Regions from separate parts of the Mus musculus genome. Here all the other regions are linked to region 1. The links are chromatin loops, found by intact Hi-C in ENCODE. Cell type or tissue: gastrocnemius. All regions are shown on one strand. Each heading gives the region's core, and the rest is flanking DNA. Links, peaks and the distances in the headings are about the cores only.

What was found. Peaks named below come from ENCODE experiments on the same cell type or tissue, not always from the same donor. Only the 100,000 strongest peaks of a DNase experiment are listed, where the experiment ranks them.
Region 2: it touches region 1 in a loop (2.9-fold over the local background); 5 of 42 quality-filtered maps call a loop at or near these places.
Region 3: a loop joins it to region 1, with 5 times the contacts of the local background. A loop is called at or near these places in 26 of 42 quality-filtered maps.
Region 4: a loop joins it to region 1, with 7 times the contacts of the local background. A loop is called at or near these places in 16 of 42 quality-filtered maps.
Region 5: it touches region 1 in a loop (12-fold over the local background); 33 of 42 quality-filtered maps call a loop at or near these places.

What each region holds. Positions count from the first base shown.
Region 1 is chr7:114,814,946-114,821,187 of GRCm38, forward strand. The region is part of intron 7 of Insc (INSC spindle orientation adaptor protein); the gene reads left to right. Among named protein-coding and RNA genes, the nearest start is that of Gm24982, 14 kb to the right of the region's middle. In gastrocnemius, for the core only: no CTCF peak of the experiment used is centred there; DNase peaks (open chromatin) are centred at 2,780 and 3,280.
Region 2 is chr7:114,291,788-114,298,029 of GRCm38, forward strand. No RefSeq gene overlaps it. Among named protein-coding and RNA genes, the nearest start is that of Psma1, 19 kb to the left of the region's middle. In gastrocnemius, for the core only: a CTCF peak has its summit at 3,095 (motif pointing right); DNase peaks (open chromatin) are centred at 1,024 and 3,165; H3K4me3 peaks cover 754 bases; H3K27ac peaks cover 1,879 bases.
Region 3 is chr7:114,577,250-114,583,491 of GRCm38, forward strand. No RefSeq gene overlaps it. Among named protein-coding and RNA genes, the nearest start is that of Cyp2r1, 17 kb to the left of the region's middle. In gastrocnemius, for the core only: a CTCF peak has its summit at 3,334 (motif pointing right); a DNase peak (open chromatin) is centred at 3,330.
Region 4 is chr7:114,497,146-114,502,145 of GRCm38, forward strand. Pde3b (phosphodiesterase 3B, cGMP-inhibited) reads left to right here. Exons shown (of 16, transcript NM_011055.2): 4 at 767-906. Among named protein-coding and RNA genes, the nearest start is that of Cyp2r1, 63 kb to the right of the region's middle. In gastrocnemius, for the core only: a CTCF peak has its summit at 2,358 (motif pointing right); no DNase peak of the experiment used is centred there.
Region 5 is chr7:114,729,163-114,735,404 of GRCm38, forward strand. No RefSeq gene overlaps it. Among named protein-coding and RNA genes, the nearest start is that of Insc, 13 kb to the right of the region's middle. In gastrocnemius, for the core only: CTCF peaks have their summits at 725 (motif pointing left), 2,720 (motif pointing right) and 2,922; a DNase peak (open chromatin) is centred at 702.

The DNA.
Region 1 (6,242 bases), core at 645-5,644:
TCCAGTGCAGCTGAGCCCTGAAGAGGTTGAGAGGCAGGCTGTTGAATCTAAACTTGATTCTCTATGCTTATTAAGTTTGAAGAACTTGCAAGTTACTTGGGATAACTTCCTGAGCCTCTTGGACATTTTCCTGATTTAAAAACACTGAAATCTCATGGGACTATTGTATGCATGGCACTTAGTGCACAGTGGGACTGAATTACAGTTTTCATGATTGTGGGCAGGGCAGTATTATTGGTAAGGGCTTTGGAAGAGACTGGACTCTGGGAGGTTACTGTTTATAGGAGGAAGTGATGTAGCCCTTCTGAAATAGGGACTACAAAGGGATTGTTCCCTTGGAGCTAGGCTCAAGGTGTTGGTTTAGGGAAGGTCTCTCTAGAAAGGCCTGTGGAGTCTTCCCTGTAGAAATCTAGTTTACTTCAGCCATAGGCTCCCTCTGTTTTGGTACCAGGATCAGTACACTTCTAGAAGTCAGCCATGCTTTTCCTGGTCCTTGGCAGATAGTCATGTCTTACTAACTGCTCCTGTGTTAGGCTCAGGGTAGAAGGCAAGCAGCTTGCTCCAAAGGCCAAGTGTGGAGAGCCCAAAAGTACAGCTAGAGTGGAGGCTGGCTTGTGACTTGAAGGAGGCTCCCTACTTCTAGAATTCCTGGATTCCTGGTGAAAGAGAACCAAAAAGCCAGTGGAGATTTAGTTCTAGTGGGTATACAGAGGTGCAGGGGAAAGCATTCATAGGAGATGCAAAGGACACTGTGGCTGGTCATTGATCTGTGGTACTTTGTGTCTCTAAGGAGCTCCATGCTCAGTGAATTAGGGGAGCCCAGAGAGATGGTAGTGTTCTCAGGACCACATTTGGGAGACCCAGATCCCAGAATGGAGTGAGAGCAGACACTCCCAACTCCCAAGGTTGACAGATCAGAGCTGCTCTCCTGACACCACAGACTGGCATTGTTAAGAACTGCATGGTTTGTGGAGGAAGAAAGAGTCCCAAGGAGATAGTTACTTCCCTCTGACTTTTGGCATCTTCTGTGCAATGAAATGGTTACCTCTCCTGGTGGAGGGTAGCAATACGCTGAGTCTCCAGTTGGAATCTGTGCATGGGACATATGCTGCCTATGTCTATCTTGTTTGTCTTACATGGTGGTCAAGAGAGACTCTGCATTGTCCCCCAAAGAGACTGGGGGCCAAGGATTTTGCAACAGCCACAGAAGAGTTCCAGGTGTGACTAAAGTAAGGGCCAGGTACTGCTGGCTCAAAGAATGGGACCAAGGATCAGGACTAGTGCTAACTGAACATATGGTTCAGATGAGGAGCTGGGTACCTGCAGAACAGAAAGGCACAGGTCTACGACTGTAAGAGGTTAGGAACTTTCCAAGCCCAGTGCTCAGCCAACTTTAGCCAGCTCTCAAGACAGTTCTAGAAATTTCCCTTTAGCCTTAGACAAGAGAAAGTCTCACTTCCCGAAGAACATTCTTTTGTTTCTACCCAATCACCCCCCCCCCTTTTGTGGGGAAATAAGGAGTTAGTTTACTTTGTCCTGGAGCCAAAGGGAGAGTTTAATGAAAATCGATAAAGAAATTAAGGATGATCAGGGGAGAGCAGAAGAGCTTAATTTCAAGTCCAAGGAAAAAGTCTCTGAGGTGTGGGTGGACGTGGGAAGGGAAACTGCGGCTTACATCACACGCCAGCTCACCTTTCACGCTCTGGGGTGCATGGAAAATAGAGACAGGGAGGTCTAGGCAAAGACCCTGGGCAGGAGGAAGTGGGCTCGGTGGTGGTAGCGGTGGGGAGGGCTCCATTGCCTGCTTACTAGAAGTCTCTCCCCACTGTGCTCTGCTCGGTGGTCATGAGTCAGAAATAGTACATTTAAAAGAAATTAAGCAGTTTCTCCCATCCTGTTGCCCTTTTGAATCTCACAGTTGTTATTCAAGTGAGGCAGGGAGTGGTGGCTACCTCCATTCCGATTTACAAAAGTTCAAGTAAGACTGACAAAGGTAGACAACAGGAAGCACAGGGCCAAAGTGGGAGCCCCGTGCTTGTCCTCTCTGTCCTCTCTCGTCCACTTAGATCCCTTCTCCCCTCCACGATTCAAAAGCAGCAGTAGTGGCCACAGTGTGCGGCCCTAGCACAAGGCAGCCAGCACAAGGCAGCCAGCGACTTACTTTGCTAGATCCAGTCCTGATAGTTACGTGAGGCTGTGTGGGGAGAGGGGCCTCTGGATGATTTGACCCACAGACCCTTCTTTTCTCAGGAGAAGCTCTTGATTAAGAGACGGGCTACTCTGAAAACAGACCCCCCAGATCCTGCCCTCTCCTCTCTGGGACTCAAGTCTTGCTTCCACCCTGTAACTGACAATGAATTCAGCTGCCCTGGGAACAGGCTGGGACTGAACCCAGCGTCTCAGAGCCACAGTCAGCTCTGACTGGAGCATGGCAGAGAAGGGGAAAACCTTGACCCAGTCTTCTCTGAAGAGTGTGACTCATTCCTTTCCCTTACAGTCTAACTTCAGTCTGTCTCCTGGGTAGGAGCAGAGAGGATTAAGGCTTGAAAGGGTGGAATCAAACCCCCACCCCACCCCCATTCCCATCCCGTGTACTTTCCCTCTGCTTTTACTAGGATATCACTGACATGGTGGGCCAGTACTGACCAGAGTGCCAGCTGGGAGCTGCAGCTTTCCTGCCAATCGGTTCCAACCTGAATTTGAAGCTTTGGAGCTGCAAGGCAGTCTGGATACCTAAGTGATTCACACTGGGGCTCTGTGGGACACCATGTGCTGTGCAACAGCGGCCCCTGGTGGACAAGAGCTCTACTGGCAGCCCTGCCAGGCCGCGAGGCAGCATTTTCCTGGAAGTGCTGTGGCTACTGGGCTACGGGCCCCACCATCAGCAGTTAGGACCAGAAAATATATCCTGAGACATACAAGGAGGGAGGGGGAATGGTTAAAATTCAAGACAACCAACGTTTCTTACAGGAATATGATCCTCTAGGTGAAAGATGCAGACAGATCTTGCAATCTACTGTACCCCTAGCCCCTAATCCTGAGGCTTCCCCAAAGGATCAGCTATGTATCTTTTACAGTTAATTAATTAATCATGTGTTATAGAGTGACCATGCACACGTGCCACGGTGCTCATGTGGAGGTCAAAGGACAGCTAGTCATCTTTCCTTCCATCCTGTGGGTAGAGGGGATTCAGCCCAGGCATCAGGCTTGGCCTCTGACTCTGCGCAATGTTTGTTGGGCAGAACACTCCTGTCTCCCAGGTCATGACTGAGCATGCTCCCTGCCACTCATCACCCTTTGGCGTGGGGGGTGGGGGGCTGGAGATGCTGTCACCCTTTGGCTTGCCAAGGAAATGGCTTGCATTTCTTTGCACAGACACAGACACACATACAGACACACACACAGACACACACACACAGACACACAGACACAGACTCAGACACACACACACACACACACACACACACACACACACACACACAAACACACACACACTCCTACCACCAGCCATGGGGCTGACGTGAGGTATAGCCTCTGCCAGCAGTTTCAGGGTCCTGTGTGAAGTGAAGGCAGCAGATGGAGGAGTGGGGCGGGTCCTTCAGCAAGGAAAGAATGGCTAACATATTTGAATATATTTCTGTGGGATATGAGCTAAGTCCCATTACACTCTAGGGCCTCATGCATTGTGCCAGATTCTCCTTTCTCTCTCCCTCTTCAGACTCGAATCATTGCATCTCCAAGCAGACAGAGGAACTGGTGGTCCAGGATGCATAGCCAGTGTGAGACAGATGAGATAAAGAGCAAGCAGTCAAGGCTGGGGATGCTTCCTGGGTAGAGGCTGCCACGCTGGCATTAGCACGGATGCCTGTTCTCTCGTGGCTAGTGGCTCTCTAAGGAACCAGAGGATGTTTCCCAATAGCATTTAGTAAGTTTTCTGGTAGCATGTGGAGTATGAATGGATTTTGTAAGACACAATGTGAAGTAGGAAAACGAGATGGTGCTGAGCTCTCTCGGCTGGGAACTCTGGTACCTGTCCCCTGGGTGTGTCTGTCCCCTGGGTGTGCGCGGATGCTTCCCGAGAAGCCATTGGAGCAGAACTTGCAGCCTTTTGACCCGGTGCCCTGCTTTGGAACGCTCCCTTCCTTCTCTGTGTGGGGGCAACCAGGGCTGAGAAGACTCTGGTCTGTGGATAAAATGTTACTTAGTGTGCATTTCTTCCAAAGGACTCAGGAAACACGGAAAATTCTCTGTGAAGATGATGCTAGTTCTGTGGTGAAGAGAGGCTGTACCTTAGGGGACATTACAAAGGGGAATTGACTGGGGGCGGAGGTGATGCTTCTGGCACACACAGCAATGTGATGCTGGGCTACCCTTTGGCTTTTGAGTGGAGAAGCGTCACTGGGAGCAGGGGACACAGGGCTTCTGGCAGCAAAAGGAAATGGGAGACTGTGAACATCTGTGAGCATCAGTGCAGATTGGGATGGAACTGAACCAGAAGCGTGCCCTTCCTTGGACATTCTGGTACTGACCGTGTAGAGCAAGTGATGGCGGGCCTGTTGATTGCCCACAGAGAGGGAAGGGCTGTGAGAAAAAAGATGAGGCTTACGGGGAAAGGGAGACAGACGGACAGAAAGACCTGTGGAGATGATGAGCGTGTTCAATTTTCAGAGCTGGGCTGGGGCCTCTTCTTAGATCAGTTCAGAAGCACAGATGAACATGTTTGTAGATTTACGAGACAGTCTCCTGCCTCTGACTTACTCAGGCACAAATTCATCTTTTATGATGATTTTGAAGTTTGTTTCTCTGATGAGTAACGATTCAGAGAACTGTTTCATATCCTTGCTGTCCATTTGGTTGTCTTGTGTTTTTTTTTTTTTTTTTGAAACGACAGTCTGAGATGTTTTCTCATTTAAAAACATCGGATCGTTTGTCTTGACTTATTGATTTATAAATTTTAAAATGTATTCTAGACACAAATCCCTTTTCAGATAGAGATGGCGAGAATAAATGTTGTCAGCCTGTGGTTTGCTTTATCTTTCTCTTAATGTTGTCATTTGATAAATAGAAAGTCTTGATTTTGTTAAGGTCCTATTTATTGATCTTCCTTTTTATAGTGAGTGCTGCTTCTGTCTATTTAAGAAATCCTTGCTTTCTCCAGAATGCTCAGGACATTCTCCTGTATTTTGTTTGACACTGTCCTTGTTTTGTTTCTGTTCTTGTGATAAAATATCTTGACAGAAAGCAGCTTAGGGGAGAAAGTGTTTGAGTTGGTGATTTTAGATTACAGTCTGTCACTGGGGGTTGGGCTGTCCCAGGGCAGGAGCTCTAAGCAGTTGGTGACATCATATAATCAGTCAAGGAAAGAGAGTATTGAATGCATGGATCCTTGCTTGCCTGCCCTCAGCTGGTTTCCTCCTTTGTTATATTGCTCAGAAGACCCTGCCTAGGGATTGGTGCCACCTAAAATGGGCAGTTAACAGTTAATCCTAAATCATCTACCAATCAAGGCAAATTCCCACAGACATGTCCCACAGGCCAATCTGGTCTAGAAAATTCCTTATTGAGACTTTCTTCACATGAAGTGATTCTTTTGTGTAAACAAAGTGATGGATATAGTCTGTCCTGTTAGTCTTTTTGGACCATCCTTTTACCAATATAACACTGAGTACCCCAGTCCAAAAAAAAAAAAAACCCTCAATATTGAATTGTACAAGTACTCTCTGTTCTTTAAGACGATATTGGCAAATCTTTAGATTTCTATATTCATTTTATAACCAGCTTGTTGGAGTCTACAAAATACCTGCCAATACTTTAATTAAGAGTTCGTTATATTTCTATATGTTTGACATCTCAAACAATTAAAACAATCTGATCAATGAACATAACGCACCTTACTCCTTAGTGTAGACTTTAAGGATTGACCCCTCATACATCTTTTAAATCTTTTTTCATAGCTATGGTTTATGGTAATGTAAGTGGTACTTTAAATGACCACTTTGGAAATCATCCTGCTAATACACAGAAAATATCCTTGATATTTTGTGGTTGTGCTAAATCTGCTTATACATTTTAGTAGAGTGCTGAGTGTTTCACATTTTTCTGCACATCTAAACCTCCTGTAAAGAACATAAAGAACAGCATAAAGAACAGCAGGCTTGCTTCCTTGCAACCAGTATTTCTTTTCTCGTGTGACTGCATTGGCGAGCACAGTGTTAGATGGAGATGCAGGTGATGGATCCCAT
Region 2 (6,242 bases), core at 667-5,666, 520 kb before region 1:
TTGTCTCTGGCTAGCCTGGGTAACACTCCTCCCAGTTGGAACCAGTCCTCAGGGCTCTTTCCTCTGAAAGACACAGTGCACTACAGGCGCTTGGGAAAGAGTCTGTCCCCAGGAGAGGTGCACTATCACTGCCTCGATGTCATGGTTCAGAGGTTCAGTGCACCCTTCTAGAAAATAAGCCCAGACCACCCACATGCCAAGAGCAGAAAGCACACCAGTTCTGCGTGTCAATGTCTGTTTTTCAGTTCCATAATTGCTTTCTCACTAAAAATTGATGCTATTTGGCTTGCAATGGGACAATAAAATACTAGCACCATAGAGGAAATGTGAGAAAAAAATGTTACAAAAGCAAAAAGGGAACCAAGTGTGGCTAGACGTCAGCCTTTCCTCTTAGCACGTCTGAAGATAAGCCCAGCTAAAGAGGAAGACTGGTAAAAAGGAGAAAAAAAGATTAAGTTGTCTAGTGTTGGTTATTCTTTTTAAAGAATTTTTTTTAAAAGTACACTTTAGCTTTGTGAAAAGAAATTTACTTTCCTTTCGTGGGAGAAAGCCAAACTCAGGAGACCATTCCCAGGGTCTAGTGTCTAAGTTGGCATAAAACATACAAGTTGATACATAACAAGTTTCCTCCCTTAAATAAAATGCTCTATTTTCTCTACTTTCTCCATCGCCATGAAGGCTTTTTTTTTTTTTAAGAGCATCATTGCATAAAATCCTTTGACCAAATTTCACAATGCTCGTCTTATGCTAATAAGTCTTTATTTAGTTTCAGTCTTTCCAAACAAGCCTGCAAGTTTCTGACGCAGCACACAGCACGTACTCCTCTGGTCTTCACTGTCCTCTGTCCCTTGACCCGCTATGGAAATCTAGTTCAATCTTTTCACTTACAAAGGTGAAAACAGACCCTGTGTCCAGGGAGCTTTTTTTTTTTTTTTTGGTTTTCGTGCGGGGTGGGGGAGGGTCAGTGTTCACAGAACTGTGCGAGCCTCTCTGACCCAGGAAGGAGACTGGCCACCAGCCAGCCTAGCTGCCTCAGGAGCACTTCAGTTTCCTTGTGGCTCTCACTGACACAGTCCCTGCCCAGCCGGCCTGTGACTATTTAGCAGGGGTTTGTGAGCTCTGATACCGCTTCCTAACTGTCCACACTCGCCTTTCCCACATCGTGGTGCCTCTTGGAAAGCGGGAACTCCGAGTCCTGCTAAGGTGAAAAGAGTTGGAGTCCTGACCGTGGAGCCCCTTAGGATTTTCTCCTTTCCTTGAGAAGAGGGCTGTTCATTTAAAAGGATGCCAACATGTTCTATGGGGAGTACGCAGAGAATTTAGCATGATTTTTGGCATCAGGGTGGCTGGTTTCCGTTCGTCAGGAGAATATGCTATCTTCATTGTGTAAATATCTCATAAGTGCTGTCGTTTGTTGTGCGTGTATTTCTAAGAACTGAACCCACCACTCAGCCACACTCCCATGGCCCACAAAAGCGTTTTAACTTATTTTTTAGGCAGGACTTTGCCAAATTGCCCAGGCTATCCTTGAATTCTGATCATCCTGGGATTCCAGGCTTGTGCCACTTCACTTCATATATAATGGAGGGTGTGTGTGTGTGTGTGTGGGGCATAGCTTACCTTTATCAATATTTTTACCATGTGAAAATAGATTCCAGAAATAATTAAATGCATTAAATTGCTTTAGGACTTGCAGCTAAAGTTTTTGAAATTATAAATTATCTCTCATTTTAAAAGAGACTCAGCCTGTCCTCATTTTTAAATCTTCTATAATATTACCCCCACCTACCAACCCCAGAGAGAGGGACTTGCTCTGTTTGTAGACCAGCCTGACCTTGAACTCATAATTCTCTTTTCTTGGCCTCCCAAGTGCTGGGCCTACGTAAGTGTGCCACTATGCCCTGTGACATTTCCTTTCAAAAGGCAAAGGACAGGGAGTATACAGTTGTAGAAGTGCCTTTAAAGGACAAGGGTAGATCCCTTGTTGTGTTTTTCTCATTTTTGTTCCTTTTGATGACTTGGGTGATAATCACTCAGTTGCAAGCTTTCTTTTGTTGCTAACATTACCTTAACCGTCTCCTCTCCTCTCTCATTTGGGGTTGTCCAGAACCCAGCCATCTAGCCCACTTTATCTTCCAAAAGCTGGCAATCAGCCTTACCTGAAAACAAAACAAGACAAACTTGCCAGTTTGTTGGTAGCTTGTTGAAGGTAATTGACTACTTTTCAAGAGCTGGTTTCCTTCCCGTATTGTGTCACCTTTACCCCCGCTGTACTCCTCAGAGCTCTGGCTGAGTCTTCCCTCAAGTCCCAGAGGATGGCTTCCTCTGGGGAAAACAAAAAAACAAACAAACCAGAAGCAGCCGGTTTTACTGACTTGACATAAGTAAGGAAGCTGCAGGGCTCTCCACTCAACATCTGCACAGTAAATACCAGCACAAAAATGGGAGCGTCTTTGGACTCAACCTTTCTCACCCATTTTACAGGAGAGGAAAGTGAGGTTCGGAGAAACTGACAGTGTCCGCCTCTAGAGCAGGAGTTCTCCTTCTCTGTGTCAAAGATCACATGTGGTCCCTAGGAAGAATATTCTAAAATTTTATTTATTTTTCTTTTAACTTTTTATTGATTCTTTGTGAATTTCTTACCATGCACCCCAATCCCACTCATCTCCTGGTCCTTTCCTACCTACCCTTGCTACATTGTCCCCCAAAGGAAATAAAAAATAAAAATAAAAAGTAAAAACAAAACAAAACAAAAATGTCTCATTGTGGAAGCTGTAGTGTGTTATGGTGTGTTCCACACCATACTCCTTTGTCCACACATCTTCACTTGCAAATGTTCAGTGCAGTGAGCCATTGGTCTGGTTTGAGGCTTCTGCTACACTATCACTACTAGATCCTCATGAGAACTCCTTGGATAGTCTGTCATTGCCCTGTGTCATGGAGGTCCTGAAGCTTTGGTTCTGCAGAACCAGGGCCTTCGTGCTCTCCTGCAGTTTATAGATGGGGTAGATTCTGGGGCAGGCCAATTCAAAGCCCTGGACCTGGGTCTGGGTGGTAGCTGATCTGGTTAGCCTGCTTGCTCTTGGGCATCCACACCACTAGGGGGAGCTCTCCAGCACTGGCCCTGCTAGCTCACCCAACGCTGCAGCCATCAAGGGACTGGGCCAGCTGTCCTTCTCACATAACCTCCGGTCTGGCTCATCCTTGCCTTTGCCACCAGCGTTAGTTCAACTGTGCTGCCCAGGCGATGTGCAGGACCAGCTCTCCAGAGTGTTGTGGCAGTTGATGGGTGGGGCCAGCTCTCCTGCTAGCTACAGGTGGCAAGGGGTTGGGAGGCATCTCTTTAGGCCCATGATGTTGTGTGGCAGATGAGGGGTGGTGCCAGCTATCCTTCATCTATGCCACAGAAACAGCTTTCAGGCGAGGGGCAGGGACAGCTTTGCACAGTGCTCAGACCTCAGCCTGGCCCCTGGGGGCAGCCCGGACCATAATGGCCTTTGGTAGTAACATGGGCCTTGGCCATCAACACAGCCCTGACTGCAAGTGCCTTCGGTGACAGTCTGGGTCAGGATGTCACTAAGGCCTCAGTAGGCCACCCAGATCAGTTTGGCCCCCAGTGTCAGTTTGACCCCCAGATATCAACATGGTCTCAGGCAGCAGCCCAGACCACTGTCATCTGGAGGGACTGTGGTGGCACCATGGGCCACAGACATCAGCAGAGACCCGCAGCTACAGCAGCCAGACCCAGACATCAGCACAAGCTCTTCATGTCTACTTGTCCTTCACTGCAGTATCATCTCCAGTATCGCCTCTTTCCACAGTGTGTAATCCGCCCAGCTTTGCTTTCTCTTCCATCTCTCCATCCTGGCTTCCATCCCCCCCATCTCTCTATCACTTATTTGCTCATTATAGTGACACCTGCTTCAGGGTCTAGGTGGGTGCTTGGGTGTCTTTCTTCCAGTCACCCCAGGCCTCAGGACTGGGGGGCAGCTAAATTCAAGTACTCTTAAGCAAGTGCTCATACCCACTGAGCCATCTCCTCGGCCCACAAATTAATTTTTCTTTTGAGATAGGATCTCACTTTACCTTTGGACTAGAACTCACTATGGCACCCACTCACATTGGCTGGGCTCTCTCCCATCAACCACTGATTAAGACAATAGCCAACAGGCTGTCTGCATACAACCTAAGTCATTTCTCACTTGAGGTTCCCTTCTTTTGGATGATTATAGGTGGTGTCAAGTTGATATAAAACTAGCCAGCATACTATGTAAGCCAGGCTGGCCCAGTACTCAGAGAGATATGCCTTCCTCTGCCTCCCAAGTGCTGGGATTAAAGGTGTGTCCTTTATGATGATACCTGGCCCTATACTAGAACTTTTATGCTATAAGTAATAACATCATGGAAGTGAATGGACAGTTTGCAGAATGGGAGAAAACATTTGCAAATCATACATCGGATAAGGGCTTTGTATTTGAAACATATAAGGAGCTTTATAATTCAACAGTAGAGATAACTCAATTAAAGAATGGACAGCTTAGATAGTTCTTCATAGAAGATAGACACATGACTTTTAAGAACATGGAAAAATGTTAAACATTAAAGAAATGAAAACAAGACCCACAATGAGATGCTGAATTCATGCCTTCTATGCTAGTTATAATAAAAAGGACACAGGATAGCAAGTTTTGGAGAGGACACGGAGAAAGCAGAGTCTTTAAATACACGGCCAGTGATGAAGAGGGTATAACTGCTTTGAAGTACACTCCAGCTGTTTCCCGAAGGTTTAAACCTAGAGATACCACGTGACTGTGAAACTCTACTCCTAAGTATGAGCCCTAGGCAGATTAACAAGTACATATGACAACTTCCACACCAATGTTCTTAACAGTGTTGTTCATCAAGACCCAGAACAGATGCATCTACTTCACCCAGGGACACCCAGGCAGGAGTTAAACAGGCACTTATTGGCATTGTTAAAGACTTTATTATAAGCACATTTTGTGTGGGTATGGTGTGGACATATTTCTATCTGCATGTGAACAGGTACATGTACATATATGCATGTGGAGGTCAGAGCTTGAGCCAGGATCTCTCATTGGACCTGGAGTTCACTGACTCGGTTAGACTGGCTGCCCAGTGAGTACTAGGCATCTTCAGTGCTTAGAATTATAGGTGTGTGTCACTGTGCCAATGCTACAAGGATGCTGGGAATATGAACTAAGGCTCTCATGCTTGCACACCAAGTGCTTTAATGAGTGTAAGCTCCCTAGTCTTGTAAGCACCCACTTAATGTTTTATATGAATAATTAAAACCATCAAAAGATGATATTTGATGGTCCCTTCCCTTGCGCCTGACATTGTTCAGTGTGGAACTATTGACCAAGCACAGTCCTCGTGGCAGCCCAGCTATTTTAGACACTTTACAATTACTTGGAGTGTGCTCCAGCGTCAGGAAGACCCTACAGCCACAGCTGAGCACACACTCCAGTCATCACCCCACCACAAAGCCCACACCAGCTTCTGAAAGCTGCCTTCTAAGCAAAACAAGCCTTGGAGAACTTCTCCTGACCCTGTGGCACTTTTCACTGAAGCAAGTGCAGGATCGGTTCCCTTGGTGGTGATCTGTGACTGGTGCAAACAAGATCCTTCATTTGCATGAAAGACTATGCCATGGTTGGTGCGAATTCCCTAGCCACAGGCCCACCCCTTTCTCACTATATAAGCTGGGTCTGTGCTGATCCCCTGATGTAGCAGTATTAGGTCTACTAGAAACTCCTTTCCAGTAGTCTCTCTTGCCCACATTAGCTCTTTAGCACTGATGGGAAGGACTGAGTGGATGACACAGAGGAGGCAGTGGGGACCTAGCAGCACCTGTGATAAATGGCAGGAGGACAGCTGAATGCTTCCATACAGTGACAGGGTCTCTGTGGGGAGGGAGGGAATAGGTGGCAGAGTGACCAAGGCACTGAAGATGGGGCAGAAAACCACTGGGAGTTGGAGGGAGCTGGTGAGACTCACAGGACACAGGACGTGTTTCACCACACAGGACATGTATCTGAATAGCTAAAAAGTAGAAAGACTCAAACTGTCCGCTGACACATAGATTATAGATAGATTACCACATATAGATTATTACTTGGCAGTAAAGGGAACTAAAGTTTTAGTCTTCCAAATTAAGTATATAGTGATAATCACATAATTCTGTGAAAATCACAAAGCCAATGAATTGCACCCTCTGA
Region 3 (6,242 bases), core at 518-5,517, 240 kb before region 1:
AGCTAGGGATGAACAGCATTGATCTTTCCAGAGATCCTGGCTGTGAAATATATATGGGCATCTGGTCAACCTAGATTTCTTTCATACCCACAAGGAGACTTTATTTCACACTTGCTAAGGGAAGGTGAAGGCTTGCCTTATGGATTGGGACAAATAATGTCTGGGGTATCTCTAGAGAATGCATGTTAGTTATTGCAGGGCTGGTGAGGACATTCTTCTCTGGCCCAAATCTTTGCTCATCTTTAACCTAAAAGAGAGACCAGTCCTGTTCTCCCTTTCTTAATTAAAGATGTATGTGTGAACTTGCCCATTAGCAAGGGGGTTAGGAGGTTAAAAGCACTTGTTACTCTCTTAGTATCTCAGGACACACAGACACACAGACAGACAGACAGACAGACACACACACACACACACACACAGAGTCCTGAAGCTCACACACACACACACACACACACACACACACACACACACACACACACACACACAGTCCTGAAGCTTTACCTAAAAGAGGCCCCCAAACTCCGAACTTTCAGTGTCCTCCCTTCTGAGCACAGAGTACATTCTGTGCTTATGTTCTTGCTGCCTGTACTGACTCACAGAGACCATTTGTCATGGCTATTGCTGATCCTAAGCACACTCTCACACTCTGAAATGTGGGCTTGAAGCCCAGAAGAGAAACCACATGTACCCAGTTGTAGGAAGCAAGAGAAGAATCCAGTAAAAGAGGAAGGGTCTTAGTTGTATCCTTGGGCACCCCAAAGTAAAGGAGAACCATTACAAGCTGTAAGTGTTTCAAGCCTAACATTGTACACAGATATGAAATATGTCTAGTCTTGTGGGCATGTGTGCATCTAGTAGGTACCAAGATCCCTGTACTGCTAAGATCTAGGGCTGTTTAGTTTCAGGGCAAAGATATGCATCCTGCACTGTGGCCTGGCCCTGTGTTTAGTCAGCAGAACAATTTGGCCAGGTTTCTGGGAACTGGGAATCAGGAACCGAAGGGAGTTCTGGACTTGAAGGGTTTTCTGTAGGAGTTATTTTCTCTAATGACTCTTGCCATTGTCTTTTTATATTTATGGTTAAATGATACAACTCAGCCATAGGGACTTTCTATGTAGTTCCCATGGGGACAGGCTTCTCAACTCTAGCGTCTCCTAACCCCCATATCATAGTTTTTCACTTAACCGTGTTGGTCCCATGGAGTAGGCTCCTCACCAAATCTCACATGGCAGGTTTAGACGCTGTTGAGAAGGGAGCTGGTGGTGCTGCCATCTGTTTGTGATGTTAGACTGGCCGAGCAGAGCTGGGATTATTATGAAGACTCATTTTATGACCAAAGTGTGGCTTCCAAGGCCTTTGTCTGGTGTTTTAGGACCCCTTAGACCTAAACGGATACTTTTGGAAGAAAGAGACTGCTGTGTTGGTCATAGAGGAGGGCCAAATAAGACAGGGAGTGACCCATATTCAAAGCTCTATTAGGCACGAGGCCATGTCACATGTTTGTGGAGGGGCAAGACCAAGGTTTTTTTGTGACACTGAGTTAATGCATCTAGGGTCCTTAAATGGCTGGCTTTCTTTCTTTCTTTCTTTCTTTCTTTCTTTCTTTCTTTCTTTCTTTCTTTCTTTCTTTCTTTCTTTCTTTCTTTCAATAGTAGACCATACTAGCCTCAAACTCACATCTGCCTGCCTCTGACTTCTGAGTGCTGGGATTAAAGACATATGATGCTTTACTTGGCTAAATGGTTTTAATTTAAAGCATAGGATTATTTAAAAGTCATTGAGATTATTCAGTGTATAGGACCTGACCCTGTATTTACCATTCATCTCTTTTTGGCAAGTTGTAGGGAAACTTAACTTGTGACTTCCTTGGATTTGTGAGAGAATCATTATCAACTAGAAACATTTCCATGGAAAATATACCAATTAGATCCTTTTCTTTATTGTAAAACAACCTCTTAATCTAACATCTGTATGCAAAACAAGCTCATTCCAGTTCATCCTGTTCTTTTCTTTAAAAAAAAAAAAACTTTTAATTTTGGAATAAACCTAGATTTACAACAAAGTTTGGAGATCGAGAGTTCCTGAGTACTTGTCGCCTACTTTGCCATCTTCTATAACTATTTTTCATTGGTCTGAATCAAGTGAGTAATATCGGATGCTAACTACTAACAACATTCTAAGAGCCATTCGAAGTTTCCGAGTTTCTTCTCCAGTTTTCATTTTTATGTCCCAAGATCTAATCCAGCATGCTGCTTCACTGCAGTTTGCCATCCTGTTTCCATTGTTCTATAGCAGTTTTTCATATTTTTTAATGCTCCCTGTCCTCTTTTTAGTGAAATTAAGGATTTAGAGGAGTTCTGGCACGGCATTTTGTAGAATTTCCCCAATTTGGATTAGCTTAATGTTCCCCTCACATTTAGATTAGCATGGGGGTTTGGGAAGGAGCACCAGAGAAGTGAAGAACCCTTCTCATAACATCAACAGGGCTCGTCACATGTGGTCTCAGCTTCGTTCCTGAAAGCTCTCTGCACTGTCACATTGGTTTTCTCCATATTTTATCCTTTGGAAGCAAGTCATAAGTCAGGCCCACATAAGAGGAGGGCTTTAAACACCATCTACTGAAAGGGATAGTGCTAAAGGAACTATGCAGTGGCAGCCAGTTATGTTTGGTTTCTTTCATATAGCATTATGTTTTAATGTTTCATCCTAATTATAACATATGTCTTAGTATCTTATTATTTTTAATGGATGAGTACTATTCAGTTGTATAGACAAATTACATTCTGTGTAGCCTTAGTTCAGGGTATACATTCATTCACAAGGACTGGAATTAGTGTTGTCATGATCAGGCTAACATACCTAATTTTATAGTAATTGCTAATATGACTTTCAAAGTACTGTGTTCTGCAACCCTCTCTCATAAAGACAAAAAAAAAAATCCAACAGCACTTGACTGGTTTTTCAGTATGTTTAGTGCTGCATACTGGCAGTTTGGACCCTCACATTCTAGCAAGGTAGACGATAGTATTATTCCATTTTATGGACAATGAAGCTGAGGCAAGCAAGTTTAGATCACTTTAAAAGCCCAAACCTAGTAAACAGTAGAGCTGGGCATTGGGGCCTGGGTCATCTGGGTCCAGAGTTTCCTAACATACTCCTGTTGCTCATGGTGATCTGCAGAGATGGAGCAAGGGCTGAGGGAAGTGCATGGCCTGACTTGACGGAGGGTCCTGGACTTGCTCTGCGTTCTCTCTTTCTTTACCTTTCAATCAATTTGATTGCTTTTCTCTTCAATCTCTGAGTTAAAGGATTAAACCTTAGGCTGGTTGTTTTTTGCCACCAGATGGCGACAGAAAGCTATCTAGATAACAAGTGCTTGCTAGTGTGATTAATCCCTGAGGAGGAAACTGATGTGAACTCATGGAAATATTTCTCATTCCTGAATAATTAAGTTCAAGGGAAAGAAGTGAAGTCGCTAAGGCTTAATTGATGCAGAAATGCCTTAGGGATATTTGCTGGTATTCAGCACAATGTTGAAAAAGAGCTGGTGATGGTATATGCATTTGCTGTCTGAGAACCCAGAGGCAAAGAATTCACTGTTATTACATTAAATGGTGATAGCAATGACATTTTTAAATATTCTTTTTCAAAATAATAATGTTTTAAATGTTATCCAGAAGAGTCTTGGGTTTTGTCAAACCCCTTTCTACATATACAGAGACAACTGCATGGGGCATCTCTTTTATTCTGTTTAAGTGGTAAATTAAATTGACTTTTGGATGGAAAGACCAATCTGTATTTCAAGCACAAACACCATGTACAGGTGAGAAAGCACAGGCCGAGCAGTCCCCTCCCCCACGCTGTGGGAGCAGGAGTGGCCGAGGTGGGCTTCAGGGCCAGGCTGTCTAGTTCTGTGATTGGCTTCCTATTGCTCTTGCTGTTTGTCTAGGATTACATTTCTATTTGTGGGAGAATTTTGCTTCTAGTTTTCTTGTCCTGGTAATGTCTTCACAAGTTTTGGTGGGATTAGCTGGGAGGTTCATCGATGCTTCTCTAGGTTTTTGGTAGAGTATATTCCTTTCTTGAAGTTTGCTTTGTAGCCGGAGCCAAGCTACACATACACATCTTTGTCAGACAAGCGATTACTCATAGTTTCCATTTCCTGAGGTGTAAATTTTAGCAACTTGTCTGTTTTTCAGTAAATGTCTGTTTTGTCAAGGTTGGCCAAGTTATTGATACTGTGCTCTTCGTACCATTTCACATCTGTGTGGTCTCTGGTAGTGTGCCCTATTTTATGTTGATTAATCTAAGAAGCCACTTTGGGCTTCGCTGATTTTTTTTTCTGCTACTTCATTATTTTCTATTTTTATCTTTATTGTTTCTTTCCTTTGTGTTTGGTTTAATTTATGATCTATTTTTTCTAGTTTTTTTTTTTTTAAGATGGAAGTTGAAGTAACTCTTGAGCCTTCATTTGAAATATGCAGTGATTTTTTTTCCCCCATTGTTATCTTTAGTTGTTCCACAGAGCCCAACAGGTCATGTTTCCATTCTTCTTTCAGAACATTCTCTATTCTCATGGTGGTTGTCTCCTAGACACATGAGTTACTTAGAACTGCACTATTAAGTTTGTAGTTTATTTGTGTATTTTCTACTTTTGTTGATTTCTAAATTATCTTTTGTAATGATGAAAGAAATACTCTCACTTCTAATTCTTTGAAATTGAGAGTCGCTTTATGGTATGTGCCTCTTTTGGTAAATGTGTTAGGTCTACTTGAATAGGTACATATTCTGTAACCTCTCAGTAAGGCACATTGCCTAATGGTGTGGTCCAAGGCTCTTGTTGTTTTTGTTTTTTCTTGGTTGGCTACTGAGAAGGATGTGCTAACTTCCTCGACAATGTGCATTATCTTTTCTATTTCTGTTGTCTGTATCATGAAGCCACAGTCTACCCTATGACAGGCACAGAAAGTGTGAGGATTTTCCTGTTCCATGTGTTGTAGGATTTTGAGCTCTCCTGTATCACCTGTAATACTTCTTGTGTCAGGTTAGTTTATCTGATGCTGTGTAGCCATGCTCTGTGCATTGAGCTACTGTTTTCCTGGCAGATCCTTTCTCATTGGTTTGCTCTCGTATTTGTGAACAGGATATAATAGTGATTTTTATATAGTCATCTCTTTTGTTTGTTTGTTTGATAGAAAGTATCATGTAAGCAAACTAGTCTCAGACCTTATATAGCTGCAAATGGCATTGGATTCATCTTCTGCCTGTCACTCCAAAGCACAGGGCTCTAACCCTGAGCACCATGCTCGTGCTGGCCATTGTTTTAATTGGAATGTTAACTCCACTTAGCTTAAAAACAGTTCCTGATGTAATTGAGATAGTTTTCTGTTTTTGTTGGCTTTGTCCCATATGCCCTTTGTCCTGCGTGTTCTTCTCTCCTTTTCTCTTTGCTTTTGTGTGAAACAAGTTGTTAAACTTTATTCTTTCTTTTCTTTGCTTTTATTTGATTTTGATAATGATTCTGTTTGTCAAAACTTACCAAACTATTAATTTAAAATGAATACATTTAATCTTATGTGAATTGTATAGCCATCAAGTTGGCCAGAAGAAACAAATAGATGAGTTAAATTGTCAAAATAAAAAAGATCAAATTTAAATTTGTTTTTTAAAATGTTTTTAAAAGCTTAATTGATACATAATTTTGCATACTTATGGGTGATGGCATAATATTTTGAAACATGTGTATAATGTGTGATAATCAACTCAGAGTAATTAGCATATCCATCATTTCAAATAGTTATCATTTTCTGTGTTGGAAACTTCAAAATCCCCTCTCTTAGCTATTTTGCAGTATACAATTATTTCTTATCAACCATGGTCACCCTCTGGGCTAAATATTAGGATATACTACTCCTGTCTGACTGTGTTTTTACAGCTGACAGTCAATCTCTTTTTCCCTTTCCTTCAGAGGTTTCAGCGTCTGGGGTCTGTTTTTGTGGTCTCAGCATTTATGAGATTATTTGCCTTCTACGTATGAGAATGTACAGTGCCTTTCTGTGCTTGGTTAAGTTCAGTTAATATCTTCTAGAATTACCTCGGAGACATTTTTGAGATGCTGACTCAAGTGTTTTCCACACAAGTGTGAACTCTTGAGTTCAGTCCCCAGAGTCCATATAAAAAGGCCAGGCTCAGAGGTTTAATGGACATCCAATTTAGATAGATAAATGTGCTCCAAGTTCAAT
Region 4 (5,000 bases), core at 1-5,000, 320 kb before region 1:
ATCGTTTTTTCCTTTTTTATTAGATATTTTCTTTATTTACATTTCAAATGTTATTCCCTTTCCTAGTTTCCCCTCCAAAAATCCCCTATCCTCTCCCCTTCCCCCTGCTCCCCAACCCACCCACTCCCATTCCTGGTCCTGGCATTCCCCTATGGCATAGGGCATGGAGCCTTCACAGGACCAAGGGCCTCTCTTCCCATTGATGACCCACTAGGTCATCCTCTGCTACAAATATAGCTAGAGCCACAAGTTCCACCATGTATTTTCTTTGATTGGTGGTTTAGTTGCAAGGAGCTCTGAAGGTACTAGTTAGTTCATATTGATGTTCCTTCTATGGGGCTTCAGACCCCTTCAGCTTCCTGGGTACTTTCTCTGGCTCCTTCATTGGGGACCCTGTGTTCCATCCTATAGATGACTGTGAGCATCCACGTCTGTATTTGCCAGGCACTGGCAGAGCCTCATAGGAGACAGCTTTATCAGGCTCCTGTCCACGACCATTTTTTAAGCTCTGATTTTTTTCACTCTTGAAACTATGAATAAAATGTAAAAATGAAAAAAGTGTAGTTTGTCATAAGAGTTCAGGAGCTTTTGATTAAGAATAAATAGTTAACAATGTCAAATGTGGAAATTGGAAGTGGAAGTAGAAAGTTGGAAGATTTTCAAAGTGAAGTTTGTTTTACCTGTACATATTATATTATTTGTGATGTGCCACTATATGCAACATATTAAAGGATGATAATTTAGCTGTTTTAAAATTATTTGACAGGGATTGAGTGGCAGAACCAGTTTCCCAACTCCACAGCTGAGGAGGAGCTCTGGAGCCTCATCGTTGCTGACTAATGAGCACTGTTCAAGGTGGGATCGCAGCAGTGGTAAGAGGTCTTACCAAGAACTCAGTGTTTCAAGGTAAAACTCTGAGAACCTTTTCAGTGTAAAGCATCCCCTCTTTTTGGACAAGGTTTGAAGTAGTTTTAAAATCAAGAAAGAACTGTTGCAGTATGTTTAGGACAGTGTAGGCAGTAATTCTTAAAGGTGGTAAAGTCTGAGAAGGCCCCAAATATAAAGACTATATTCAGACTCTAGCTAGTGTTTTAGTTCTCGTGTCAGTCAGTGAAAACAATGGAATGAGATAAAGTGTTGGAAGTTAACTATAAGGCTAGAGAAATACAACTCTAGGGGTGATGCAGGCTTCTAAAGAGAGAGTGGCACTATAGATAACTTGAAGGGCAAGTTTTAACGTGAGAGAAGTATTGCTCAAAGTATTATTCCATAGAAAAGAAACATCAGGGAATCCCAGAAATGGTTGGAGTTTTCTTTGGAATGGGGTTTCTACCTTTTCTGTTTTTATGTGGGTTTTCAGATGCATGGTAGAGACAGACAGTTTTGGGTTACATCTTGTTTTTGTTGAACCTGTGTAGCCTACTTTATCAATAATAGTTATAATCAAGAAACTATTAAAAAGAAGGTAACAAGTTATCAAAGCTTAGGTCAGCTGGGTAGAGAGGATGTTGGAGCCTTTAAAAACCATATCCATGAGTTGGCTTCAGTTCTCAATAGTTCTCAGCTTTCCTAATACAGTGACCCTTTAATGCAGTTCCTCATGTTGTGACCCCCCAATCATAACATTATTTTTGTTGTTACTTTATAACTATAATTTTGCTACTGTTATGAATAATAGTGTTAAAATCTGTTTTCTGATGGTCTTAGGTGACCTCTGTGAAATGGTCATTTGACTCCTAGAGGGTCGTGATCCGCAGGTTGAGAACCACTGGCCTAGGGCAACTAAAATCAATTTAGCATCCTGGACCCTTCTGATCTCTACTGCAGAGGATCCAACCTAGAGCACTGCCACATGCTAGGCACACTTTCTACTGTCAATGGTGGCGCATCTTTCAAATTTATGGAAGCAGTCACTAATCGATTGTGTAGTATGCCAGTTACTGACTTGGAAAGGACAAATTATGTTCTTCAGACTTATCATCATAGTTGCTAGTTTAAGGTGGCAAAAATGTTCCAAATCCTGTTTCCACATACATATTATATAATCCCTTGAGAACTGGCTTGAAACGAAAACTGCTAAATCAGAAATCACAATTAATTTAACTGTGAGGCTGGGAAAATACAGGAACTAAAAATTTATGAATATTAATAAGTAACATTTCCCCAATAACAGAGGACTCAGTTCTTATTCTGAAAGCCATGAATGACGGATAGAACCTTCTTTTCAGTCATTTATCTGGGTTAGTAGAATTGTAATGAATGGAAATTCCATGTTAGGCCACACTATCTTACAACTGAGCAGGAGTCAAGCTAAACTTTATTTAGTTTGAACTGTGTAAAATTACACATTTGAGACAGTAGATGGCAGGATTGATACATAGCTGTTCATATGTTAAACTGTTAAGATTTATATGTGAAATATTCTCAGATAATTATATTTTCCACATTCTTTTATGGTTTGTTAACTTGAATTTTGTTGTGTTTGATCAAAATAATTCCTTTCTCATAAAACTTTTAATGTATAGAACAGTAGAATCAAGTATGAATAATTTATAGTACAGAAGAATGAGAAGCTGCAAAAATTTTGCCTTGAATGTAAACATGATAGCTTTTTCTCTAATTTATTTAAAAGTATTTTATAGCTTTATATCATCAAGAATAATTAATTTTTATTCATTTTAATTGAATTTCCTATACCACTAACTACATTAAATTCACTTTTTTTTTTTTTTTTTTCTGAGACAGGGTTTCTCTGTATAGCCCTGGCTGTCCTGGAACTCACTTTGTAGACCAGGCTGGCCTCAAACTCAGAAATCTGCCTGCCTCTGCCTCCCAAGTGCTGGGATTAAAGGCGTGTGCCACCACCGCCCGGCTTAAATTCACATTTATTTGTATAAAACATATTGCAAGATTGACAACAAAACAAAACAAAACCACCTTCCTTGTTGCCTAGTGTGAGCCTTTGACAACTTTGAAGACTATATGTTGAAATTCAGTGTTCTAAGTCTCTAAAAATAGGACAAATCTTGCTGGAGGGTTTTCAGGGTTATTTCTCCCTGAAAAAAATTATATTGTGGAGAACTTACTGTGAAACTCCTCAATACTCGACACGTTGGCAGTTTTTGCTTTTGATGAGAACACAGGAACATAATTTAATTGAAATATAAAGTACACTCTACTTTTTTGTTTGTTGGTTTGTTTTGTTTTATTTTATTTTTAGTAGAGCTTTAAAATCTTGGCTCTTACTGTGGTACAAACTCAAAGTAAGAATAATTTTTAGACATTGGAATTCATTGTAGTAAGGCTGTACTTCAGTGTCCCTCACATCACCAAAGGATTTTACCTCCATAGTAGCTAAGCTAAGAGTTGACAGTTCTGCTGCGCCAAGGGATGAATTGTAGACATGATTATTTGGATACAGATTTCCTGCAATGGTCAAAGCTACTTGACTTGAGTGATTGTATCATTCTCAGCCCACTGGGAACAGGTTACATTCATTTAAGAAATGGTGTGTGTATTAAGATGGTCTATCCATAAAGTCATTCATCAACTGTTTCAATGAACAGTGTTTCTGCTTAGAGGGTGGCACAGACATTAGGTGAGGGTAAGATTCTGGTTCGTTAGCTGTGAATGATTTTGAAAAGTATTCATCTCAGAAAAAGAGTAACTTATAAGGTCCTTTTCTTCAAAATTGGTACAGTAATTATAAGCAAAACATTCAGTTTCACTCTTTATTGTTCTCTTACAAGCCACCTCCCAAATTAATTGTCTATATTTCTTTGGCTGTATAAATAACTTTGAAATATGTTAGCTGTTCTGAAAACCACAGTATAGGGTAAAAACATCAAAGAAACAATCCTACTAATAAAGAGGCTGAGATAGGAGAAGCATGCTTTCAAGACCATTATATGGCACACAGCAAGACCCTGACATGTACAAACAAGCAGAAAGTGTATATGGATTGTACAATATTGGATCTGTTTCTCCAATTAACAAATTAGAGAGGCTGGATGATAGCCAACAAATTTCTAATTCCTCATATTTTTGAATTTCAATTGATTAGGATATGTTGGTAATATTAATTTTCATATTAAGAGACATTAAGGAAAAGTGATTGTTACTGTTATTTTTGTTGTTAGAGGTGGAATTATGTTTGTGTGGGTTTGTTGAAAGATTACTTTCTTGCTTTTTCTAGGGTGCAGTTTCACCCCTTGTGTCTGTGTTTTCCATCTATTTTCCTTTGTAGGGCTGGATTTGTGGAAAGATATTGTGTAAATTTGGTTTTGTCATGGGATATCTTGTTTTCTTCATCTATGGTTATTGAGAGTTTTTTGGGTATAGTAGCCTGGACTGGCATTTGTGTTCTCTTAGGTCTATATGACATCTGCCCAGGATCTTCTAGCTTTCATACTCTCTGTGAGAAGTCTGGTGTAATTCTGATAGTTCTGCCTTTATATGTTATTTGACTTTTTTCCCTTACTGCTTTTAATATTCTTTCTTTGTTTAGTGCATTTGTTTTGATTATTATGTGACAGGAGGAATTTCTTTTCTGGTCCAGTCTATTTGGAGTTCTGTAGGCTTCTTGTATGTTCATAGGTATCTCTTTTTTTAGGTTAGGGAAGTTTTCTTCTATAATTTTGTTGAAGATATTTACTCGCTCTTTAAGTTGGGAATCTTCATTCTCTTCTATACCTATTATCCTTAGGTTTGGTCTTCTCATTGTGTCATGGATTTCATGGATGTTTTGGGTTAGGAGCTTTTTACTATTTGCATTTTTTGACTGTTGTGTCAATGTTTTCTATGGTATCTTCTGCACCCGAGATTCTCTCTTCTATCTCTTGTATTGTTGGTGATGTTTGCATCTATAACTCCTGATCACTTTCCTAGGTTTTCTAACTCCAGGGTTGTCTCCCTTTGTGATTTCTTTATTGTTTCTAGTTCCAGTTTTAGATCCTGGATGGTTTTGTTCGTTTCTTTTGCCTGTTTGGTTGTGTTTTCCT
Region 5 (6,242 bases), core at 506-5,505, 86 kb before region 1:
GTGAGATCTGTGGGAGGTTCTTGAGTCATTAAGGCACCTGGTTAGATAAAAATAAGTATATTTTTGTAGAAACTTGGTTAGTTTGTGCAAGAGAAAATTGCTATAAAAACCTGAGGGAACTTCTGAGTTTCCTTTTTGTTTCCTAAATAGAACATGATTTCTTGTTTTTGTTTTGCCATGGCTATGCACCATGATGCTTAATGCTTTTTCTAATTGTTTATTGCTTGTTTCTGGAAATACAATTCAACTTGTATAATGATCTTGTTTTCTGAAGCCTTGATAAATGTGTTCATTTGCTCCTTAGGATTTTCTGTACATAAGATAGAAGATAATGCTGTCTACAAGTGAAAGTAGCTTTAGTTCTTTCCAATTTGTTTGGATGCCTTTTATTTAGTTAGTTTTTCTCATTTATTTCTTTGGCAAGAACATGTAATAGAACACTGGGTAGAAATCACAGATGTGAGCATTCTTGCCTTGTTTCCTTTCTTAAGGAGGGAGTTTTGAATATTTCACGTTAAGTGTAATATTGGTTGCACATCCTTCATAGAAGCCCTTTTTGGTTCTCTAAAGATTCTCATCTGCCATCAGAGTTCTGTGTGTCTTTAAGAGATAATTGCCTCTGCGAAGGGACATAGGAAGAATTAGAGATGAATCTGGGAGACTTGTCTTGGACCCTACAGGGCAGAGGGGATCCTGGTAAAGCAAGCTGACAGTGTGCTGATGCGCCCCCTGGTGGAAAAGAGACTGCAATTGGGGAGGAAATCTATTTTAACCCATCCCCCCAATCTTCAATTTTTGTAAAGTCTTCTCCCTATGTCTTTTAAAAATCTATATATCTCACATTTAATATAACTTCTACACAGCCACATAATATCTGGATTAAATTAAATCAACGGTCGTGTAAACATTCATATAACTATTTTACCTTTTTTTGAAGCCAATAAAATACTCTTGATAAATGCAAACATTTTTATGAGTCTTTGAAAAGAAAATGTAGGCACTTGGCTCATAGCTGCAATAATTGAGGAACAAGAAGATCACACACCTTGAATGGAGGTTTAGACCCATTGGGAGATACTTTTCGGTTCCTATGTAACTTAGTGTTTTCATCCTGAAAGGGTGTTGGGAGGTCAAGGAAGTAGAATTTTCATGAATGGGGTTAGTGCCCTTATCATGAATCCCAGGTCAGACCCTTTCTCCCTTCCATCACGTAAGAACACAACAAAAAGGTACAATCAGCGAAAACCCTGGATCTCAGTCTCTGATGTGCCAGCCTAAAGGTCAGTGCTGGAAAGTTGTTGCTTCCACCCAGCCAGGCTAAAGGATTTTGTTACAGTCCAAAAATTTGTCCGTTTGTCTGTTGGGTGAGTTCTCAACCACTGAGCCATATCTCTAGCCTACATGAGGTTTCTTTATAAACTAATGTACAAAACACAAAATTGTATAGGCTAATGGGATGCCGTGTGATATTTTAGTATAGCAATATATTGTATAAAATTTAAATCTGGCTAAGCATACCTGTCTCCTCAAATGCTGGACGTTCTTTACAATGATATAGCTGTCTCTTGTGAGACTAGGCCAGGGCCTAGCAAACACAGAAGTGGATGCTCACAGTCAGTTATTGGATGGATCACAGGGCCCCCAATGGAGGAGCTAGAGAAAGTATCCAAGGAGCTAAAGAGATCTGCAACCCTATAGGTGGAACAACATTATAAACTAACCAGTACCCCGGAGCTCTTGACTCTAGCTGCATATGTATCAAAAGATGGCCTAGTCGGCCATCACTGGGAAGAGAGGCCTATTGGACACACAAACTTTATATGCCCCAGTACAGGGGAACGCCAGGGCCAAAAAGGGGGAATGGGTGGGTAGGGGAGTGGGGGGAGGGTATGGGGGACTTTTGGGATAGCATTGGAAATGTAACTGAGGAAAATACACAATAAAAAATATTTTAAAAAAGAAAATATTCAAAACTCTTTTTCTAGCTTTTTGAAATGTGCATTAGAATTTTTAAAAGGCCAAAAAAAAAAAAAAAAATACTGTCTTCTCTGATTTTTCATCATTTAAGCCTCATCCAGGAGTTGAATCAGTCTGTGCTTCATGGTTTATCTTAGCTTCCCTCTGTGTCAAGTACAATATTTCTTATCAGGCTTGATCTTCTGCCAGGCAGAGGCTGTTCCATTTGCCTCCCTGTCCTCCCTGCTCCGTGCTGTCGGTGCGGCTCTATTCTATGTGAGCTGGGTTATAAAAACTGGCACGAGTTTGCAGAAGCTTGCTTCATGCATTCCCAGGAATCCTCATAGCTTTGGGTTGTGCCCAAACCAGTCTGGGGTCAGTCACCTTGCTGGTCCCCACTCTTGCTGTCTTCGTGCCATTGGGTTACTGGTAAGGAAGCGTGTAAACCTCCATTCAAGGTGTGTGATCTTCTTGTTCCTCAATTATTGCAGCTATGAGCCAAGTGCCTACATTTTCTTTTCAAAGACTCATGAAAATGTTTGCATTTACCAAGAGTATTTTATTGGCTTCAAAAAGTGGTAAAATAGTTATGTGAATGTTTACACAATCGTTGATTTAATTTAGTCCAGATATTATGTGGCTATGTAGAAGTTATATTAAATGTGAGATATAGGTAGATTTTTAAAAGACACAAGGAAAAGACTTTACAAAAATTGATGATTGGGGGGTGGGTAGCATATTAAAATAGCCTTCCTCCCCAATTGCAGTCTCTTTTCCACCAGGGGGCGCATCAGCACACTGTCAGCTTGCTTTACCAGGATCCCCTCTACCCTGTAGGGTCCAAGACAAGTCTCCCAGATTCATCTCTAATTCTTCCTATGTCCCTTCGCAGAGGCAATTATCTCTTAAAGACACACAGAACTCCGATGGCAGGTGAGAATCTTTAGAGAAGGCTGGAAGGTTGCTGTTGTCTGGGAGGCTTTGCCTGAGAGGCCTGAAATGGAGGTGAGACTGCGCTGTGCAGTCTTGATTAGCCCAAAATGACAAAGGCTGGGGCAGGGGCGGAGGGGGGGCAGATGTGGGTGCAGGGGATGGAGGGATGCAAAAGTGGGGTGCATCCGCAAAACGAGTGAGTTCCCTACATTTTGACAGGGCTTCTTGCCTCCTGGGTGTATCTTAGAATGCTGTCTGGGCTCAGAAGAGACTTAGTGACCTTTTGGTTGGAGCTGGGGAGTGATTTGAAGGCAAAAATAGGGACATTTGTGGAAGAGTTAGTCGGGATTGAGTGTAGAAGTACGACTGAGGCTTGCTTTTTAGTTAAAAAAATTAAAAAAATTAAAAAGTTTGGTTTTCTAATGATAAATTGACACATATATTTGATACACAAAATTGGAAAATTATAGGAAAGGAAATAAGCTTTTGTTCTTTGGTTATCATATCACCTAGAGAAATCCACCATTACCAGTTTGGTATAATGGTTGGGGAAGATGTACATCATCGGTACAGCTATTACAAAGGAGTGCAGAGGTTCCTTAAAAAGAAAAATACACTAAGTCTCAGTAGCCCAACTACTGTGTTCATGTCCAAAGGGGATGAAGCCAGTGTGTGGGAAGGACATTTGGCCCCTGTTCACTGCAGCTGGTCCTTTAGCAAAGCTAGGGAACACTGAGTGTCATCAGCAGATGAGATGATGAAGAGGTTCAGATACACAAGGAATGCTATTCAGCCACAAAAGGATTTGGTCCTGTTACCAGTGACAGCATGGGTAAAGGTAGGGGACATGACGCAAAATAAAATAGATACACATAGACAGACGGGTCACAGGACCCACTTATATGTGGAGTCTAGAACAGCTGATCTCATGAAGTCAGGAGTAGAACAATGGCCACCATCAAGGTAAAGCTGGTCAAGGACAGAAAGTTGTAATCTCGCAGAAGGGTGAGTTTTGCTGCCATTACACAGAGTGGGCCGAGTTGGCACCATCACTGTGTGTGTGTGAATGCCTTACCATAGAGAAATATTAAAGACGCAAGCTGGATGGATGTGCTAGTAACTATGATACACATCAGCGAATGTTTCAAAACATCAGATTGTCTTGCTAAATGACATGCATTTGTACAACTCTTCTTTTAATTTTAAATAAAGTAAAGAAAAATTGAACAGATTATCTTTGTAGCAGATAGGGGTGTACAGGAAGATTTTAAAAAATATCTTATGTACATATTTACAAAAAATAGATCATATCAAAGCTACTTCTTGCTGGGCAGTGGTGGCCCATGCCTTTAATCCCAGCACTTGAGAGGCAGAGGCAGGCGGATTTCTGAGTTCGAGGCCAGCCTGGTCTACAGAGTGAGTTCCAGGACAGCCAGGGCTACACAGAGAAATCCTGTCTCAAAAAAAAAAAAAAAAAAAAAACAAAAAACCAAAAAACCAAAAAACCAAAAAACCAAAAAACAAAAAACAAAAAAAAACAAAAAAAAAAAACAAAAAAAAAAAATCAAACCAAAACAAGACAAAAAAAAAAAAAAAAAAGCTACTTCTTTGAAATCTGCCTGTGATGGTTAGTCTTAATTATCAACTGGACAGAATCTGAAATCACTGGAAAACAGGATTCTGAGAATGGCTGTGGGGATTATCTCATAGATCCTGGATAGACCTGCTCACTGTGGGTGGTGCCATTCCCTACCTAGGATCCTGGACTGTGTAAGTGAAGAAAGTGAGTGGGCAGAGCTGCAGAGGTGTGTGCCACTTTCTCCTTCTGACCGTGGTTGTGATGTGACCAGCTGCTGCAACCTCCTGCTGCCTTCATGTCCCCACCCTAATTGATGGCACTCTTGAATTGTGGGCTGGAACAAATCCTTTCTCCCCTAGAATAGCACATCCAGCAATAGGAAAAGAGCTGAAGAGGCTCCCCTTCTCAGTGTATATTTTTTCTGTTCTATTTTGTGTTCTTCTATTTTTCATTTTTAAAATTTTCTTTTCACTTTCTATTAAAATGTGTGCCAGCATTAAGTTATTCAATCCCTTAAACACATAGAAATTGTTTTCAGAAATTCATAAAAATACTGTAATAATCATATGTGGAACAAAATTCTTCCAAAATAATCATCGTTATTCCTTTAGGGAATGTAATTGGGCACAATCTGGGATCTTCTTAATTTAATTTATATCTACTGTGATACCAAGTCTTTTTTTGGGGGATGGGGGGTTCGAGACAGGGTTTCTCTGTATATCCCTGGATGTCCTGGAACTCACTTTGTATACCAGGCTGGCCTCGAACTCAGAAATCTGCTGCCTCTGCCTCCCGAGCGCTGGGATTAAAGGCGTGTGCCACCACGCCCGGTACCAAGTCTTATCTTTCCTAGTAGTGGCACTGCCTAGTGAAATGACTTATAGGCAATGCACCATTTCGCATTCCTACTTGTGTAGTGTAGTTGTCGGCTCCAGCTTCACCATTTAGATACGGGGCCACGTTCTGAATGAGTTTGAGAATGTGCAGATTCAAGAATAGAGAGAGCTACATAGGTCATACCCATCAGCAGCAGGCTCTCAGGTTTATGAACGGGCAGAACAGACTGGGGGCAATATCAGCTCAACATGGAAGTACTTTTAGTCACATCTACTTAGGGTAACACAGGGTCGGTCTCAGAAAGTGATAGTCAGCCTGTCCTTGGAGGTGTCCATCTTCAGAATGTGCTAGAGAAGTTTTCAGCAACTGGACTAAGGACCTTCAAGGCAGAAGGTAAACACACAGTCATATGATTATCTCATTTTAAATTTCTTGAGTCCAAGAGCCTTAATTAGGCCTTTAGTGCTGCCTGGAAATCACATTGTCATATTACATGCCTATAGTCATTCGCTTTTCCACTTACTTCCATCTCCTGCTGTCTCCTCATCCCCAACCTACTCCGTCACCCGTATTATTTCCTATTTCCCCAAGAGAATAGTATCCATCAGAGGAGAGCTCTCACAGATTTTCCCCAAATACCCAGGGTCGTCTGCATATGTGCTCTTCTTTCTATGATGGACATCATAAATCTTCTGTGCTCCTAACTGTCTTTGCACCAGATCTTTCTCTATTACTGGTCTGTGAACACTCAAAGTCCAAGACTTTGCCCTAATCACAGTTGTACCTGGAATGAAGTTCATAAAGCCTGACCTTTGTTACTTAACTCTTGCGAGGCTGAATTTCATTCATAGCGAAGTCACCATGTTCTGAAGTAGCCATTGCTTGGGAATGTTTGTACTCTTGGATGGTCTTAGCATTGTGGATTGAAACTGGTGTG